Linked DNA regions of Mus musculus: region 1 is linked to region 2. The links are chromatin contacts, found by Hi-C or POLR2A ChIA-PET in ENCODE. All regions are on one chromosome and are shown on one strand. The core of a region is the stretch at or near the end of the contact, and the rest is flanking DNA. Distances in the headings are between cores, read along the strand shown.

The links. A loop is a pair of places that touch in the nucleus more often than their neighbours do. ChIA-PET counts read pairs that join two places held with the same protein, here RNA polymerase II (POLR2A).
Region 1: a map of left cerebral cortex shows a loop between it and region 2 (5-fold over the local background). The contact joins the promoter of Spry2 here to the enhancer-like site in region 2. A Hi-C loop is called at or near these places in 2 of 37 maps with a recorded cell type or tissue (both left cerebral cortex). POLR2A ChIA-PET finds 5 or more read pairs at or near these places in 1 of 5 experiments (Patski).

What each region holds. Positions count from the first base shown.
Region 1 is chr14:105,895,286-105,898,096 of GRCm38, forward strand. Spry2 (sprouty RTK signaling antagonist 2) reads right to left here and starts at 1,534. Exons shown (of 2, transcript NM_011897.3): 1 at 1,303-1,534.
Region 2 is chr14:105,717,524-105,720,223 of GRCm38, forward strand. All of the region lies in intron 1 of Gm35967 (a long non-coding RNA gene), which reads right to left. Among named protein-coding and RNA genes, the nearest start is that of Gm35967, 9.5 kb to the right of the region's middle. Within about 2 kb of position 1,330, at least 1 of the 3 ENCODE cell types and tissues checked has a DNase peak (open chromatin) inside an H3K27ac peak, as active enhancers do; it is left cerebral cortex, where a contact is called at or near this core.

The sequences.
Region 1 (2,811 bases), core at 284-2,783, 180 kb after region 2:
CAAAGCCGACGGCCCGAGGAAGAGCCGGGCTTAGGGCGCACAGCTTGCACCCACACTCCCAGAGCGACTCCACGGGGCAATGACCTAAGCAAGCACTGCCTGTAATCTGCACACGCCTACCTCCTTTTAGATCAGAAAGAATAAGACATACTTCTTAAAACGAAAGAAAAATAGCTTCATCCAGAGCCCCACTGCACCCGCCAGGCATACACAACTATGAGCCCCGGGGATCGGAAACTTTTCCGTGAGGACCTGCTTGCTGTGCAAAGTAGCATCTTTTGGAAGAAAAAAAAAAGTTGATTTCTACAGATCCCTGGCCGCCTCCAATGCAGCCCCCCCCCCTTCTGCGCTCTCCCAGTTCCTCTCCCTCCCCCTTTGAGTGCTTTGAAACCCCCATTAAGAACAGTGTGTGATCAGACTAAGGATTAGGGGGAAAGGACTTCAGCACTAGGGTGGGGCAAACCGACACAGAAACCCCTTTGTAAAAAAGGCGTTAAGACTCCAAATCTTAAAAACAGTAACACAAAAGAGGGAAGGGGGGAAAAAACTAGCCTTTTTTATTTTGCCACCTACTTTCAGGTAATGGAAAACGATCGCGACCACTTGATATCTCTTCCTGTGCTAAGTCAGCCTCAGTGTCCAAATATATTAAAAAAAAAAAAAAAAGCGTGACCTAGGCCGACCACGAAGAACGGAAAAAAAGAGAAAGCTGCACTTCCGAACCGCAGAGACGCGGCGCCAGGCTGGGCGACGCTCCCACCCGCACCGGGCTAGACTGTCCACACCCGGCAGAGGCGGGGACTCCCTCCGCCTGGCACTCTCGCCTCCGCTCGCCTGCCGGGTCTCCTGGCCCGGTGAGGTGGAGAGGTGAGAAGCCCAGTACCGCAGCCCCACAGGCGCCTCCGCCTCAGGATGGCTCTTCTACAACTTAGCCTTCAAACGAATGGAGGAACAGGTTAGCAATGCCAGAGCCTGCAACAGCGACCTAGAAAACACTTTGTGTTTTCCCTCCCTTAAAGCTCTCGGCGACTGAATCGTCGCCAATGCAGGGATAGGAGTAGAACGCAGTGAAGCGGTCCTCCGCCCCAAACCCCTTACGAGTGAGCTGTCGTGGGACGGGGGATACTGCATAGGCGTACCCTGTAGCCCGGCCATGGCCGAACCCCTGTTCTAGGCGAAGGAGATCCGCGGGGTAGTTCCCTAATGCTCCCGAGAAGCAAGCTGGTTTAGTGGAGAGAGGAACCCGGACCCCACTCCCGGCCGGCTATGGTTCCAGAAGGGGAAAAGCCAAACGCTCCTCACCGTGATCGCGGCTTTGCACCAACCCCTCTCCCTTGAATCCTCTTCTTCCAGCGATGTGCAAATAAATCCAGTCCTGATGCAAACTTTTTCCTTCTTTCCAAACTCTGCTTCAGTCCAACTTCCAAGCAATCGGTGGATTAAAACCACGGGGAAATTTTGGAACCCAGTCCTCCACCGTTGGAACCCTCCCGGATTCCGGGATAGATGACCTCCCTTCCAGAAGCGCACGCGGAGTATTTCCTTTTTCCCCCCTTCTCTCTCTCCTTTTTTTTTTTTTCTCAATGAACAAGAGGCCGAAGCGGCAACGTTGGCGAGTCTCTTTTTTTCCTGGTCGATGAGAGAAAGCGAGGCGAGCACGGCCTTACAAAGAACCTAAGGCCAGCTCGCCAAGACCCGGGGGCCCGGGGCTGCTCCCAAGTGGAGGCAGGCGCGGGGCCGAGGGCCGGGCCGGGCGCGCGCGGGGGCCTGGGCGCTGCGCGCTCCGCCGGCCCCTCTCCTCCGCTGGCGCTGCGGCGCGCAGCTCTCGCTCGTGCAGACTGGGCGTTGCGGAGGCGCGGCGGCGAAGCCGAGGCGGGGGTGGGGGTGCGGAGGGGGTGGAGGCGGCGGGGGAGGAGGGTCTGGGGCCCGGCCGGGGATGGGGGGGGGGGGTACGGGGGGGGAGGGCGCCGCTGGCCTGCGCCCTCGCCTTTCCGGAGGAGGCAGGGAGCTCTGCAGCGGCCGCGGCAGCAGTAAATGGCGTCATGTGGATCCGAGGCGGAACAGAGCAGTTGTTGTCCCAGAGGATATATCGCATCCGGTCCCAGCTCATTGGCTCCGCGGGGCTACATTCACTCGCGCTCCAGCGCCCGCCAGCGCTCCGAGCCGCAGGAGGCATTCAAAAGGGCAACCGCGCCGCCCCGCGCGTCCCCAGCCGCTCCTGCAGCCCCGGCGCCGTCACGCGGGGCCGCGCGGGCCGCCGCGGGGTCAGTTTATCTAGTTTCAAGGAAACACTGACCTTAAAGGGTCCCCCCCCCCATAGCCCCCACCCAGAGGCTACCATACCAGCCCGAGGCTGGCCTCGCTTGGGGAACTTTCTCCCCCTCGCCGCCGGGAGGGGAGAAGGAAGAACGTTGCAAACTAACCCGGCCGCCCGGTGCTAGCGAGAAAAGCGAGTCGCAGCTTTTTAGATTCGATTCGGAATCTCCATTTCGATCCTACCTCTTCTCTCCTGTCTTCCCCCCCACCCCGCCCCGCTCCACCGCACCCCTCCCCCACCGATGCCCAGGGGGCGAAGAGGGTGGGGGAACAGGAGGGGGAGGGAAAGGGGAGCGGGAAGTGAGGTGGGAGGGCTATTGGTTTATTCTTTGTCTACTGGATTAACCCGATTATACACCGGGCACCAGCACAGCCCGCCTCCCCCACCTCCCGAGCCTTGTACGGGAGGAACGGAATGTAGATTCGGGTTTCAAGTCCCTTCTGCTCTGGCTGGGATTGGCTTTGGATTGTGTGTGGACTTGTAGTTTGTTAGAA
Region 2 (2,700 bases), core at 80-2,579:
TTGGTTATGGTGTTTCTCCACAGGAGTAGAGCAGCGACTAAGGCACATTCCCAAGAATATATTTGCCATATTGAACAAGGACTATGTTACATTGGATATTAATCATTATCTGGGTGTTCATTGCTATTGGCATTAAAAGTCGTAATTCCAACTGGTTTCAATTGTTTTCCTAGAAGGAAATTAGAGTAAAGGACACATGAAACTCTACTTAAGAAAAGCAATATTTGTTTCTTGCTCTTTGTTTCTTCTTATTCACTTATCTATACCTCATCTGGAGTCCCTCCTATCAGGAGTGTGATCAGAGTTCAATAATAAAGTGATTACTTGAGAAAAATGCCCATACTTTTATTTTTGAAACAATATGATTTTGAAAATCAACTAAAGAAGTTTGCATTGGTAGTGAGGGATCCATTGCCTCAACCAGAGTGAAGCCTCCTGAGTACTTCCTTAGACCAAAGTCCCGTCTGGATTTTTATGTGTGGCATCTGGAAGTCTATAATGTGACTATCTCGGGTTTCAGTTCTAGCCTCACCCATAAACTGCATCTTTTAAATGCTAAGCTAACTTCCTGTATACTTATCAGAACCAGTCAGGAAACAAAAGGGTGCAGGCTTTCCCTATTACTTTCAACTGTGTTCATCCAAATGTTTGTTTTATCTATGACCATAGGACATTTCTCCTTCCATAAAATATGAGAGATGTATATACATTAGAACATTTTTATGCACAGTAAGATTAAAATCATACCATCGTAGGAAGGTCAATAATGTGTCTTTCCTTAAAGCAGTGAATACACTTGTTTTTAAGGACAGTTAGGAATCATGTTTATCCTAGAATGTATTAGAATAATCTTAATCTGTCAGCTAGTATTAAGTTTCATTAAGCTGCAATTCGGGTAGTTCCATAAACATTCTTAAGAAATCGTTTTTATGCGTGCTCAGTTTCACAGGTATCAAGTATGTAATCAAAAGACACATCGGGATGACTCTGCTTCATGAGAGTTACTGGTGATGGAGCCAGCAGAGAGCATGCCCTCACCATTGATGCTGCCCTTCATGGCCACCTCTGCACATATGGAGTTTATGAAACATTCTTCTAACTTTGTCTCCAAATCATCTCACACAACTTATTTTTTAAGCATTACATTATTTAAAAAAAAAATACAGGGGAAAAGGTCTGATCCAATTTATAGCTCTTTTCCTTTTAATCCTTGGTCTTTTTCCATATTTGGTTCTTTCAGAGCTTATAACACATTTTTCCTCTTTTTTAATCTGGGAAAATTTAGCTTTGGCACACCATCTGTTCCATAGTGAAGCGCTTGGATTCAGCTTCCCAGATGGGTTGAATAAGAGAAAAAGGTTAAGTGATTTAACTTGAATTCATACCGTGAGTCATCTGCCCTCAGCCTGGGCACGACAGAGTAGAAGACTGTCAAGGATTTTTTTTTCTTACACAAATTTGGATCATGCAACTTTGAGCAGAGCTTTCTCCAAACTGGACAGCGTGTCAACTACACTCGATATTGTTGGGCAATAATTTGGATTTCAAATTTATTTCTTAAATACAACATGAAAAAAAAAACCACTTTTAAAAAGTAAACATGTCCTTTTGGCAAGAAAGGAAAACATTGTTTCACTAACACTGCTCTCTAGCTGGTATTTTTACCACTCTTTCTCCCTTCCAACACATCTTTCAAGCTGGTTCCGGGCTGAGTCTGTAACAACACCCCATCTCTTTCATCCCTGCTTATGAATACACAGTTTCTTCCTACAAACAGGGCTCTAAGAAATACCAGCTCTCCAAAAAAGTGCCTGAAATCCATGTTTTTGAAAGCTTCCCTAGTCCAAAGGCCAGTCAGAGCTTCATATCAGTTCTATCTAGTTTAGATAACAATATTTCCATTACAGGAACCAGTTCAGATAGCAGATGATAACTCTGCGGCTTAATGTCTGTACTAGTAACTTATTTGACACTGAATGAGAAAAGTGAGTCACTTGGATACTATGATGAGGTTCTAGGGACATGGAGATGGTTCTGGTTCCCTGGGAGTTTGGCTTCTAATAGATGTCGTGATAAAAGTATCCCACAGAATACATAACTGAAATGACCTGTCACCCGTGAACCAGTCTATGATAATTTGTCTAGAATATAATGTGTAGTGATTTTTTTCTAAACAGATTTATTATTTTAGCCATTAATTCAGTTATGTATTCTGGTGTGGGATGAATATTTGTGTCCCTCCAAAATTCAAATGTTGAAAAAATTTAACCCCTCCCCCACAATGTGATAGGCTAGGAGGTGAGACCGTCAAGAGGAGTTAGCTTAAAAGGGTGGGGTTCGTATGATTATTATCTTTATGAAAACACGGGAGAGTTTCGTTCTCCTTCTGCTTTCCGACATGTGAGGATACAAGGAGAAGATGACAATCTGTAAACATCAAGAGAGCACTCACCACACACATAGTCTGCATCTCCTTGATCTTGGACTTTGTATCTTTAACACAGCCAACATATGGGAAAGCACTCTATCCTTAATATTTTCTGGAGAAATACCTAAATCTCTCAGTAAGCCATGAAGTTGTTAGTACTGTTTGATTAGTGGTTTGATGTAACCTGTTTGAAGCTATATCTATTTAATGTTATTATCTATTTCCAAAAAAATTTTGAGGGGAGAAAAAGCTTTTATTTATAGGATTAATTC